Linked DNA regions of Homo sapiens: region 1 is linked to region 2. The links are chromatin contacts, found by Hi-C or POLR2A ChIA-PET in ENCODE. All regions are on one chromosome and are shown on one strand. The core of a region is the stretch at or near the end of the contact, and the rest is flanking DNA. Distances in the headings are between cores, read along the strand shown.

The links. Hi-C counts contacts between places; a loop is a spot of excess contacts on that map. ChIA-PET counts read pairs that join two places held with the same protein, here RNA polymerase II (POLR2A). Pooled maps may share reads with other maps.
Region 1: a loop to region 2 is called in a pooled map, with 8 times the contacts of the local background. The contact joins two enhancer-like sites. A Hi-C loop is called at or near these places in 1 of 168 maps with a recorded cell type or tissue (naive thymus-derived CD4-positive, alpha-beta T cell), 6 of 37 single-sample maps with no recorded cell type and 10 of 50 pooled maps. POLR2A ChIA-PET finds 5 or more read pairs at or near these places in 2 of 52 experiments (WTC11 and endothelial cell of umbilical vein).

Annotation. Positions count from the first base shown.
Region 1 is chr3:142,018,231-142,023,864 of GRCh38, reverse strand. All of the region lies in intron 3 of TFDP2 (transcription factor Dp-2), which reads left to right. Among named protein-coding and RNA genes, the nearest start is that of TFDP2, 130 kb to the left of the region's middle. RefSeq lists a silencer at 1,144-1,438 and an enhancer at 1,394-1,453. Within about 2 kb of position 3,589, at least 3 of the 41 ENCODE cell types and tissues checked have a DNase peak (open chromatin) inside an H3K27ac peak, as active enhancers do.
Region 2 is chr3:141,794,747-141,800,455 of GRCh38, reverse strand. All of the region lies in intron 4 of GRK7 (G protein-coupled receptor kinase 7), which reads right to left. Among named protein-coding and RNA genes, the nearest start is that of GRK7, 34 kb to the right of the region's middle. RefSeq lists enhancers at 2,777-2,896, 3,567-3,626. Within about 2 kb of position 2,820, at least 32 of the 41 ENCODE cell types and tissues checked have a DNase peak (open chromatin) inside an H3K27ac peak, as active enhancers do.

The sequences.
Region 1 (5,634 bases), core at 2,340-4,839, 220 kb before region 2:
GCCACTGCACTCCGGCCTAGGCAACAGAGCAAGACCCTGTCTCAAAAAAAATTTAAAAATCTTTAATGGATAAATTTTTAATACAAAGAGATTTTGTTGACATTGATGTCTAACTTTAAGATTTCTTGCATTTCACAATGTGATTTAAATGTAGCTTCAGTAATAGCCCTCAAGTAGAATATATTGTTGAGATTATAATATCAATAACTTACTGCAGTTTTGAGTGAGCTACTTAGTGCATGGTATTATAAAACAACGATCCCCTCTTTTATTTGCTAAGGAGAAGAACTGCTTTGGAACTCTTAATTCATGGGTGGTCCTTGGTCCCTTTGAATTTGTATCCTAAAGTTTTACGTTTATTTTAAGTACCCCCCAGCCAGGCGTGGTGGTTCACGCCTGTAATCCCAGCACATTGGGAGGCCGGGGCAGGTGGATCACTTGAGGTCAGGAGTTCGAGACCAGCCTGGACAACATGGCGAAACCCTGTCTCTACTAAAAATACAAGAAAAAAAAAAAGCCAGATGTGGTGGCACACGCCCATAATCCCAGCTACTCAGGAGGCTGAGACAGGAGATTCACTTGAACGCGGGAGGCGGAGGTTACGGTGAGCTGAGATCACGCCACTGCACTCCAGCCTAGGTGACACAACAAGACTCTATCTCAAATAAATAAAAAAACTTATTTTAAAAACCCAACTTTTTTTCTTTTTCTTTTCTTTTTCTTTTTTTTTTTTTTTTTTTTTGAGACGGAGGGAGTCTCACTGCGTTGCCAGGCTGGAGTGCAGTGACACGATCTTGGCTTACTGCAACCTCCGCCTCCCGGGTTCAAGCAATTCTCCTGCCTCAGCCTCCTGAGTAGCTGGGACTACGGGCGCATGCCACTGCGCCCGGCTAATTTTTGTATTTTTACTAGAGATGGGGTTTCACCACGTTGGCCAGGCTAGTCTCAAACTCCTGACTTCGTAATCCACCCGCCTTGGCCTCCCAAAGTGCTGGGATTCAGGCGTGAGCCACCTGTGCCCGGCCCAGGAACCCAGCTTTTTAATTCAAAGTCTGTCTGCAGTCATGGTCACCTCTTATAAATATTAGAAAAATATCTCACTTAACTGTAAATTTAAAAGGATTTATCTGTTACCCCTGTCTGGCTACCCTCTCGGACTGTGAGCTTCTTCATGAGAGTAATTTCCAGTGAAGTACTCTTGGGTATTTGAGTACTCATAAATTCTGATCCTTGTGGTTGCACTCAGCTGTCTTGATCAACTCTAGCCATTCAGTGGCTGTTGGTATGAGATAAAATGTGCTGCTTTCTGTGCTTTCTCTTTTACTAGGCCTGTAAACAGTGTCTGTGTGCCATCTGGTGGGTGTATTGACTGTTGTGATGGTGCTAACAGTGGTGATTGAAAATGGGCTAAACAGTGAAAAAATATAACACTTAAGAACAAGAAACAGAAGAAATAAGGGTCACTCAGACTCTTTTAAAATGAGAATAGAAATAAGTTCAGTGTACTAGAGTCCACTTGCATTTCGTTATTTCCTTAATTTGAACAAAGAGTCTTACCAGACCATAAGAATCATCTGAGGCACTTAAAAATACAAATTCTCCACCTAATTTTTGAATCTTTAGGTGTCCAGTGGAGCTCAGGAGTGTGTGTTTTGAATAAGAGACACCTCTCTTCCCTTTGTAGTGAATCTTGTGATCACTCATATTTGGGAAGAACTGCCGGGAAGGATTGGGAGGATCAAGTTGTTTGAGGACATACAGTAAACTTCCTCAATTATTAATCAGAAGATACATTTCAAAACTAGGAAATTTTAGTTGAGCAGGTGGAAGAAAAATGAGAAATTGAACAATTAAAAAGTTTCCTTGACTGAATATGCTAACAGAAAAAAGATTTCAAAAGGACATATTTTAACTAAAGATAAAGAAGCCAATGAAAAACCAGCAGTATCAAACCTACAGATGAGACAAATGTTTTTGGGTGAACACTTAAAAAATTATTGAAGGAGAAGGGCCCTGCAAGTGACCTTAGTGATTTCTAAGATCTTTTAGGTTTGATGAACTAAATGAAACCAATTATAATATTCCAGATACCAGAGCTTGAATTGAGGAGTTTGCTTAAGCAATGAGGAGATACTGTTTAAATCTTGCAATGTGGTAAGATGGAGAAGAAAAAATGTTTTTCTCCTTTCAAATTTAAGAATTTAGGGCATTCATGGTTCTAGATACAAGAAAAGGAGGGAGCTAGCTAATCGTTTTTAGAAAGTGTCCCCTAAGTGAAAATGTTCAACAAAGCCAAGAGAACAGGTTTGATCTTCTAGGGAAAGTATGTAGGAAAGACTGACATATAAGATTTATTCATTTAGAAATATGACCATAGAGCTATAAATACACTTAATATTATGGTCATTTCAAGGATCCTTTGGAAAGATTCTGGTTAGGTGATCCATTTGGGTGAATCCTGAAAGTTCTCTATGTTCTGGCAGCTGCAGAAACATTCAGGCTTTTCCTTCCGTGTATGTGATATGTAGGAATGTGCGTGTCAGATTTTCTGTCCTTATCTTTGCACAATGGGATGCCTGATCTCCATTTAGAACCAAATAGAAAGAGGAAGGTTCCAGAGGTCACTTTAACCATTATACTTTGGAGATATTATGAACTTTTTTATCTTCTCTTTGTCACCCATCCCAATTATAGTGATGTTGAGGTCATTCAGTTAAAAAGTTTTGTAATAGTGATTAACTTTGTATTTAATCTTAGTGACTTTTGGCGAACATGGTTCAGTACAAATGCATCAAAATAAAACATAACAGTGGTGTAATGTGCATGTGCAGGTAGGTAATACTAGTTAGTAAATAAAGTGAAAACTATTTTTTTTTTTTTGAGACAGGGTGTTGCTTTGTCACCCAGATGGGAGTGCAGTGGCATGAACACAGCTCACTGCAGCTTCGACTTCCTGGGTTCAGGAGATCCTCTTGCCTCAGCCTCCCATATAGCTGGGACCATAAGTGTGTGTCACTACACCTGGGTAATTTTATTATTTTTTTGTAGAGATGAGGCCTTACTATGTTGCCCAGGCTGGTCTTGAATTCCTGGACTCAAGCAATCCTCCTGCCTCAGCCTCCCAAAGTGCTGGAACTGTAGGCATGAGTCATCACACCTAGCCTGAAAACTTTTTTTTTTTTTTTAAAGAAAAAGGTATATGAGTATATTTAAACATAAAAATGAAGGAAGTCAGAGTAACTGCAAAGTTTGTTTTTATTTCATTTACATAGGTGATGCTGTTGACCTACAGAGCCTGAGTTACTTTCTTCTTTCTTTCTTTTCCCCCCCGAGACGGAGTCTTGCTCTGTTGCCCAGGCTGGAGTGCAATGGCACCATCTCGGCTCACCGCAACCTCCACTTCCCGAGTGCAAGCAATTCTCCTGCCTCAGCCACCCAAGCAGCTGGGATTATAGGCACACACCACCACTCCTGGCTAATTTTTTATATTTTTAGTAGAGGCAGGGTTTCACCATGTTGGTCAGGCTAGTCTTGAACTCCTGACCTCCTTATCCACCCACCTTGGCCTCCCAAAGTGCTGGGATTACAGACGTGAGCCACCGTCCCTGGCCCAAGAGTTATTTTTGAAATACAGGTGATAGATATCCCCTGAGTCATCCATATCCTTTCTCCCTAGTCTACTTTGTTTTCAGTGGCATATATTGCTTTCTAGATGGCTGGCTAAAATTAGAAATACAGTCTTAAGGTTGTGAAATCATTTCTCTTTGCAAAACAAATTGCCCCTTCTAGAATTGACCTGTGACTTGACCTCTTCAGTACTGTATTTGAAGCTAATTGATAGTCTTTTACAGTAGTTATTAACAGATAGTTAAAAGGTAGTACAGGAAGGAAGGAAATGCTCTGACACTACTTTCTTTTTCTGACTCAGCTTATTCTTTTGTGGAACTGTTAATCATGAATGAAACAAAACCATGGGGAACTGACATATGAAGAGGCAGATCAGTGGAGCAGAATAGAAAATCAATAAATTGACCCAAATAAGTAAACTCAAGGTTGCATTTCATATCAGCATGGAGTGGATTATTCATTAAAAGTGGCTAACTCAGGGGGAAAACCTTGGATCTGTCACTTCTTATATCAGATAACTTCCAGGTGGGTCAAGGATTTATAATTTAAAATGAAGGCTTTAAAATTGTATAAGAAGATGTTGGGGGGGGTGTTTAATATAATCTTAGTATACATTCTAACTGCTGATAATTAATTTATAAGAACAGCATATCCAACTGGAAATATAAAACCTATACGATAAGTAAAATGCAGCATGTTTAAAGTGCATGTATAAAGTACACTTCCAGGGAGCAAAGGTAAATTTAGGAAAACCCTGGCAATTAGTCTCACTTCCTTCATTTTTATATTTAAACACACACAGGCCTTTTTAAGTTTGACACAAAAGTCATTAAAAAGTTACAAAATTGACTACATTCTTAAAAATGTGCAAATAGGCCGGGCGCAGTGGCTCACGCCTGTAATCCCAGCACTTTGGGAGGCTGAGGCGGGCGGGTTACCTGAGGTCAGGAGTTCAAGATCAGCCTGGGCAACACGGTGAAACCCCGTCTCTACTAAAAATACAAAATTAGTTGGGCATGGTGACACATGCCTGTAATCCCAGCTACTCAGGAGGCTGAGGCAGGAGAATCCATTGAACCTGGGAGGCGGAGGATGCGGTGAGCCGAGATCGTGCCATTGCAGTCCAGCCTGGGCAACAAGAGTAAATCTCCGTCTCACCAAAACAAAAAAAAAAAAAAAAAAAATGTGCGAAGAATAATATATAAAAGCAAACACTGTTCAATTGGGGGAAATATTTGCAGCAAGTATAATAGAATAAACGTATTTCTTCAATATTTAAAGACGTTCTACCAAAAAAAAAAAAAAAAACTCACCAAAAACCAATAGGTGGACATAATTTTCAGGAAGGAACATTTACATAACTTTTAAACAAAAGATGCTCAGTGTTCAGCCATACTCATAACAATATATTAAAACCAAAATAAGACCAAAATGAGTTACTATACTTAATTTTAAATGTAAAAGTTGTCAAAGAAAATAAAATTTAAAAACACATTGCCTGGGTGCAGTGGCTCACACCTATAGTCCCACTTTGGGAGGCCGAGGTGGGAGGATTGCTTGAGCCCAGGAGTTCAAGAATAGCCTGGGCAACATGGTGAGACCCTGTCTCTACAAAAAATTTAAAAATTAGCTGGATGTGGTGGCGTACTGAGGAGGCTGAGTGGGAAGGATGACTTGAACCCTGGAGTTTGAGGCTGCAGTAAGCTGTGATTGTTCCACTGCAGTCCAGCCTGGGTGACAGAAGGAAACCCCGTCTCTAAAAAAATAAAAAAATAAAAAACAGTAGATTAATGAGGATATATGTAAATGGAGACTTTCATGCATTTCTAAAGGGAGAAATACACAGTTGATACAAGTAATGTGGGTAAAGAAATATGTATAGTCATTGCAGTAGTATATGTAATACTAAAACTTTTCCATTACTCAGGAGCTCAATAAATAGACTGCTGGAGCCATAAAAGGGAATACTATGTAGCTAATAAAATAAACATTGAGGCCTGGTACGGT
Region 2 (5,709 bases), core at 1,571-4,070:
ACAAGTTCTTTTCCTCTGATTGTTTTGGTTCTGTCTTTCATTTTGAAGAGTTTTTTTTTTTTTTTTTTTTTTTTTACAAATGACAATTGATCTTTGTCTAGTCATTCATATTTAAGAGTGAAGCACCAAAAAGCTGACTATAAGCTATGTGGAGTCCAGCTTATCAACTGACAAGAGGGATCAGGTGGGATATCTCCATACCCCACCTGAGAAGTATCAGCCTGCTTGCTCTCATTTGGGGAACTGAGATGGGAAGGAGCTGAGGGTCTCCCTGAATATAGTATTTCACTTCCCACAGCTCTCCTTTGGGCCTCATGTTCTTGGGTCCTGCTTCTGTCTGGTTCTTTATGACTCTGCTGGGGTGGCAGAGGCATAAAGAGACTATAAACAACATCCAAACGAAGTTAAGTCAGTGGCAGTCAGTAAGTTCTATTCAGCAACATTTATTGCGAGCTTGCTCTGTGTGGCACCCGTCCAATGAGCACATTTCAAAGGTGAGTGACATTAAGGATTAAAGTTACTAATGAGGATACTGGATAAACCTAAGTTGCTCGGTAGAAGGTGTAGGGTGAAAGTGGACAACATACCTTGCCATGAACAAAGGATTGTGAAACACATGCTGAGAGAAAAATTGGAAATAATAATGGAAAACATTATTGAGTGCTTATTCCATGCTAAATATTTTCTGTAGTGCTTTATGTGAATTCCTCATTTGATCTCCATAGTAACCCTATGAGATAGCGTCCATTTTGCAGATTAGGAAACTGAACCATAGAGAGGTTAAATCTTGCCTAAGATCACCAACCTAAGAATCACACACAGGCTGCACCTTGTTTTTTTTTTTTAGACCGAGCCTCACTCTATCACCCAGACTGGAGTGCAGTGGCATGATCTTGGCTCACTGCAACCTCCACCTCCCAGGTTCAAGTGATTCTCCTGCCTCAGCCTCCTGAGTAGCTGGGATTACAGGCGCTCACCACCACGCCCGGCTAATTTTGTATTTTTAGTAGAGACAGGGTTTCACCATGTTAGCTAGGCTGGTCTCGAACTCCCGACCTCCTGTGATCCATCCGCCACAGCCTCCCAAAGGGCTGGGATTACAGGCGTGACCCACCATGCCTGCCCTGGCCTGCGCTTTTCACTACTACATTATTCCGCCTCTATAGAAGTAGGTGAAGTGACTTTTTCTTACCCCTCCAAGTTCCCTTCAGGATTTCTTTTCTCCCTTGTAGAGTCCCCTTCTTCCCTCTCCCCATTTGCCCAGTACTAAGTCCTTGATCTTTAGCATTCTTGCTAAAGATGTTTCCCTTCCCCTTATCCCAGTGAATTCTCCATTTTTTGCCTGTTTCAGGCTGGCTCGGCTGCTCCACACAGCAGAGGGTTCTGGGAGATGGGACCAGACCCTGGGCCATGCTCTGCAACCACCTCCCCAAGGAAATAAGTAAAGAATTGGCCTGCCATCTTTACAGCACTGTAGACCCCCTGGTGTAGTGGAAAGAGCATGAGACAGCGTGCAGGAAGGCCTTAGATTCATTCCAAATAATTTTCAGGACTAAATTCACCTCTTGGTCCTAAAGACAGAAAATGTCAGCCATGGAGCTTTGAAGGGCACCACCTCCTTGAAGAGCGGAGGTATTTCACTGAGGAGAATGGAATTAGAGGCGCACGCCAGACTTTAAGCACCCACATTCCATTGCAGCCTCCAGCTGAAAAAATTAATTGCCTGCCCTTTATGCCATTTGTCTTCTGCATGTGAACTGCCTCCTCAGAGTAGGGTGGGAGGAGAGAACGCGCCAAGCAGCGTGGAGCAGGTCCAACCACGCTGACCTCTTACAGCTGGGTTTAACTCCTGCAGTTACACAGGGCCCTGCGCCTCTGTCTCAGCAGCATCAGAACCGTCTCCTTCAGTGCATGTGACCAGAACCGCCATGCCCAGGGCTGTAGGGATTGCCCGAGTATCAGCACCTCTTAGTGGAGGGGTGTGTGGGTGTGTGTGTGTGTATGTGTTTTATCCTTTTCTGGGTTTTACCTTATTTTACTTTGGGTTTTATGGTGCCCTTTCCAGACCCACACAGTCAACACCTGGTCAGGCAAAAACCAAGTATACCCAGCATTGGGCGACATCGAACAACAGACCTCACGGGGTTTAGCACGCCTGGCAGTGCCAGTGCCCCTCCCCCATCCCCTCAGGGGCAGCGGGAAGTCCTTCTAGTACAGTAATCTCAAGCTTAGTCCCATCAGGGCCACCTGTCACCAACAGGTGTCCAGACATTGGGGAAGGTAGACACCTTAAGGTGTGATTAAGATCCCAAGCCCGTCCAGATACCCCCTACATTGTTCTTGCTGTTGGGTGCTGGCCTCTTCCATTGACCCTGTAGCTGTCACTCTGAACCGAACTGGCAGGGCCCAGGCTGGCCCTGGACAGAGTCCCAGTGTGGCTCTGGACAACCAGGAACCAGACTGTGACCTTCGCAGTGCAGAGAACATGGAGGGGCTTCTGGTGGAGCTGAGAGGGCACAGTTCACCTCTTAACAGTTTTACAAGTCCATGAAAAAGTATGAGTGTGCGCAGGTCCTTCAAGGTCAAGGACACGAGCAACCCTCCACCTCCCATTAAATCTGAAAACTTGGCAACCTCCAATTCCACTATCAAAAGAAACGGCCGTGTCTTCCCTTGGGGTGGCCGGGCCAGGCTGGATTAGCGACGCAGACGGGGAGAAAGGAGCCGGAGAGGAAGCTCCGCGATCCCGGCGCGGCCCAGCAAAAGCACACTGGCACGCCGAGCCAGAAATCGCCCGCGGATGCCTCTTCCCCCAGCTCATCACAAACCAGATCCAGTCGACAGCACAATCCAAACAGAAGAGGGAATCAGAATGTACATGTTTTGTTTGCCGTGGCAGGAGAACTGTTGAGCAGAGGAAAAAAACAAGCTGAGCTTAGCGCTATCAGCTGTTTCCTGGGGCTCTCTCCTTCCTTCCTCCGAGGGGGGCCTGGCCGCTTTGTTCTCGTTCCCAGCTGCTCCTCTGCGCCTTTAAGCAGTGGCCTTTGCAGACCTCGGAGGAATGCGGCCCTGGGACCCCAGGGGACTTAGCTCGAGGCTCCGCCCGCCCCGCATGCTCGGCCCCAGGCCGCAGAATCAGGAGCGCCGCAGTGTCGCGCGGAGGCCGCTCCTGCCCCTGGCTTCTCAGGGCTCGCTTTCTGCCGCCACTTCCTGGGCGGGGAGGGCGCATCCCATCAGAGGCGGCTTCCTGCTCTCCCTGACACCCCTGGAAGGACACCCATTTCACAGAGCCCACACAGGGAGCCCAAAAGAGGGGTCGTCACAATAACACTTTTTGCAGGCATAGAGTCTGGGGTGAAATGGCTCCCACACTGGCGTTGGTTTGCTGTAGTTCAGATCCCAGCTCTACCAGTTATAAGCCGGTCACCCACAGCCGCTTACTCAACCCCTCTGAGCCTCAACAGTTCTTGCCTTATGGGACTGTGACGAAGATTAAAACGATAAAACAGATTGGGTGTCGACCCAAAACCTGGCGCACAGCAGGCCTGCTACCACAGTATGTATTAGCGGCTGTTGTTACCATGCCTGGGTTCTGGTTGTCTCAGGCAGGACAGCTACACAAGACTCCATCAGACTGAAAGGCAGGGCCTGGCACATGGTCAGAGATCAATAGTTCCCGTTCTTTCACTTGAGCGTGTTCTTCAGTGGTTTCATGTGCTATGAATCTCTCTGGCAGCAGGCTGAGGCATACTTTCCACGGTGCCTCTAAGATGCTCAGAAGAAAACCACAAATGAAACCCCACACAGCTGTGAGGAAGCAAGACAACTGTGAGTGTCTGCTTGGCTCAACCCAGATGCAAGCTGCTCACCCACTGCCCACTGCTGCAGCCTTGGGGTCCCGCTGGCTCCCTGTGCCTCGCAGAGAACAAAGCACAGCTGCAGAGGTCACCTGAGCAACTACAGTGCCTGTCAGGTGAGGCAGAAACAATTGCAACAGCGGGGATTGTGACTGAAGGTCTGGAGCTTCTTGTACAATCATTTCTTGAGTGCCTACCAAGTGGCTGACCCTCGGCTAGGCATTTATCTACTTTGTTTCTTAATCTTCTCATCAACGCTAAAGGCAGGCAGTATTAAGCAGGCTCAGAGAAGCAGTCTGACTTGTGTAAGATCATGTGCAGGGCTGTGGCCAACCCATGAGTACATTTGTGCCAATTAGAAGGCACTCCAAATGTCTTGGTGCGTGGAGCAAACCAGCCTCCCATGTGACGTCAGCCCCCACTCTCCCATGCAGGGAGTCAGCCTGCACATCTGTACACAGCAGCCAGAGTAAGTGGCAGAACCAGGATTCAAATGCTCAAGCTCCTTTCTCCTTGACCTGCAGGACTATATTTCATCAGCTGCGCATGATCTAAATGAATGCTCTGAGCTTCTAACATGTGTCTATATTAGATTAGATGACACGGCAACCATTAGGTCCCTGAACTGTATCATGTCACATGACAGCCCCCTCCTGCCGCATCCTGCAGACCCCCTGGCCCAGCCTCTCCTTATTCCCGTGACTCCATTAGACAATGTGCAAGCCCACAGTTCCCTGAGTCCTCTGCTTCCCTCCCAGCCTTTCTGTGCTCATTCTAACTCCTTCTCTTTGATGTAATTCCAAGGCTATTTTTTTTTTTTAACATAGAGCAGAGTCTCGCTTTGTTGCCCAGGCTGGTCTCCATCTGCTAGGCTCAAGTAATCCTTGTGCCTTGGCCTCCCAAAATGCTGAGATTACAGGCATTAGCCACCACACCTGGCCCCAAGATTGATTTTGTCACTTCCCTGCTAAAAACCTTTCATCGGTTCCCCAGCACCCTTGCCAATAGGTTCAAACTCCCCTTGTGCAACTCCTCCAGCCCCTAGGGCCTGGTGTCTGCTAAACTCTCTAGTTGTATCGTTAGTCACCCCTCCCACCTCATGACTCCACACTGCAGCCAGCTGCAAAGCCACTCTGTTCTGCGACTGAGCCTCAGGCCTTGTGCTGCGAGGCCTTTATGCCAGGGTTTTCAAGTGTGGCACTGTGGATGTTGTGGGCTGAATATGCTTTGTGTTGGGGGCTGTGCTATTCATTGTAAGATGTTTGGCAGTATCCCTGCCTCTACCCACTAGATGCTGGTAGCAGTTCCCCAGTCATGACAACCAAAACTGTCTCCAGACATTGCCAAGTATCCCCAGGAAGTTTGGCACAATCACCCGCCATTGAGGACTATTGAGCTCTGCTGATCCCTTTACCTAGCGCATGCTCCTTCCTCTTTACCTGTCTGGCTTCATGTCTTTTAAGTCTTAGCTTGGTTGTCCCTTCCCCTTGGAAGCCCTTCCTGACCCTGTGACTCCAGGTCCTCATGTTGGGCTGGGTGCCCTTCCTATGTACCCAGCTCAGACAACCCTGATCACACCGTATTATCACTGCCCATGTCCTTGTCCATCCCTTTCCTCTCCTGGAACTTCATGAAGGCAGGCATTTGTTTGCCTGGTTCCCTGTTTAGTATTCAGGGTCTTTGTTTGCCTGGTTCCCTGTTTAGTACTCAGGGTCTAAGTCTGTGCTTGTGACACAGCCTTATCTAACAAATCATTCTTGACACCCCATCTCCCTTAACCCCGTATCCAAACCATCACTGAGGCCTATTCACTCTGAAATATTATATCGCCCCAATTCATCCACTGCGTTCT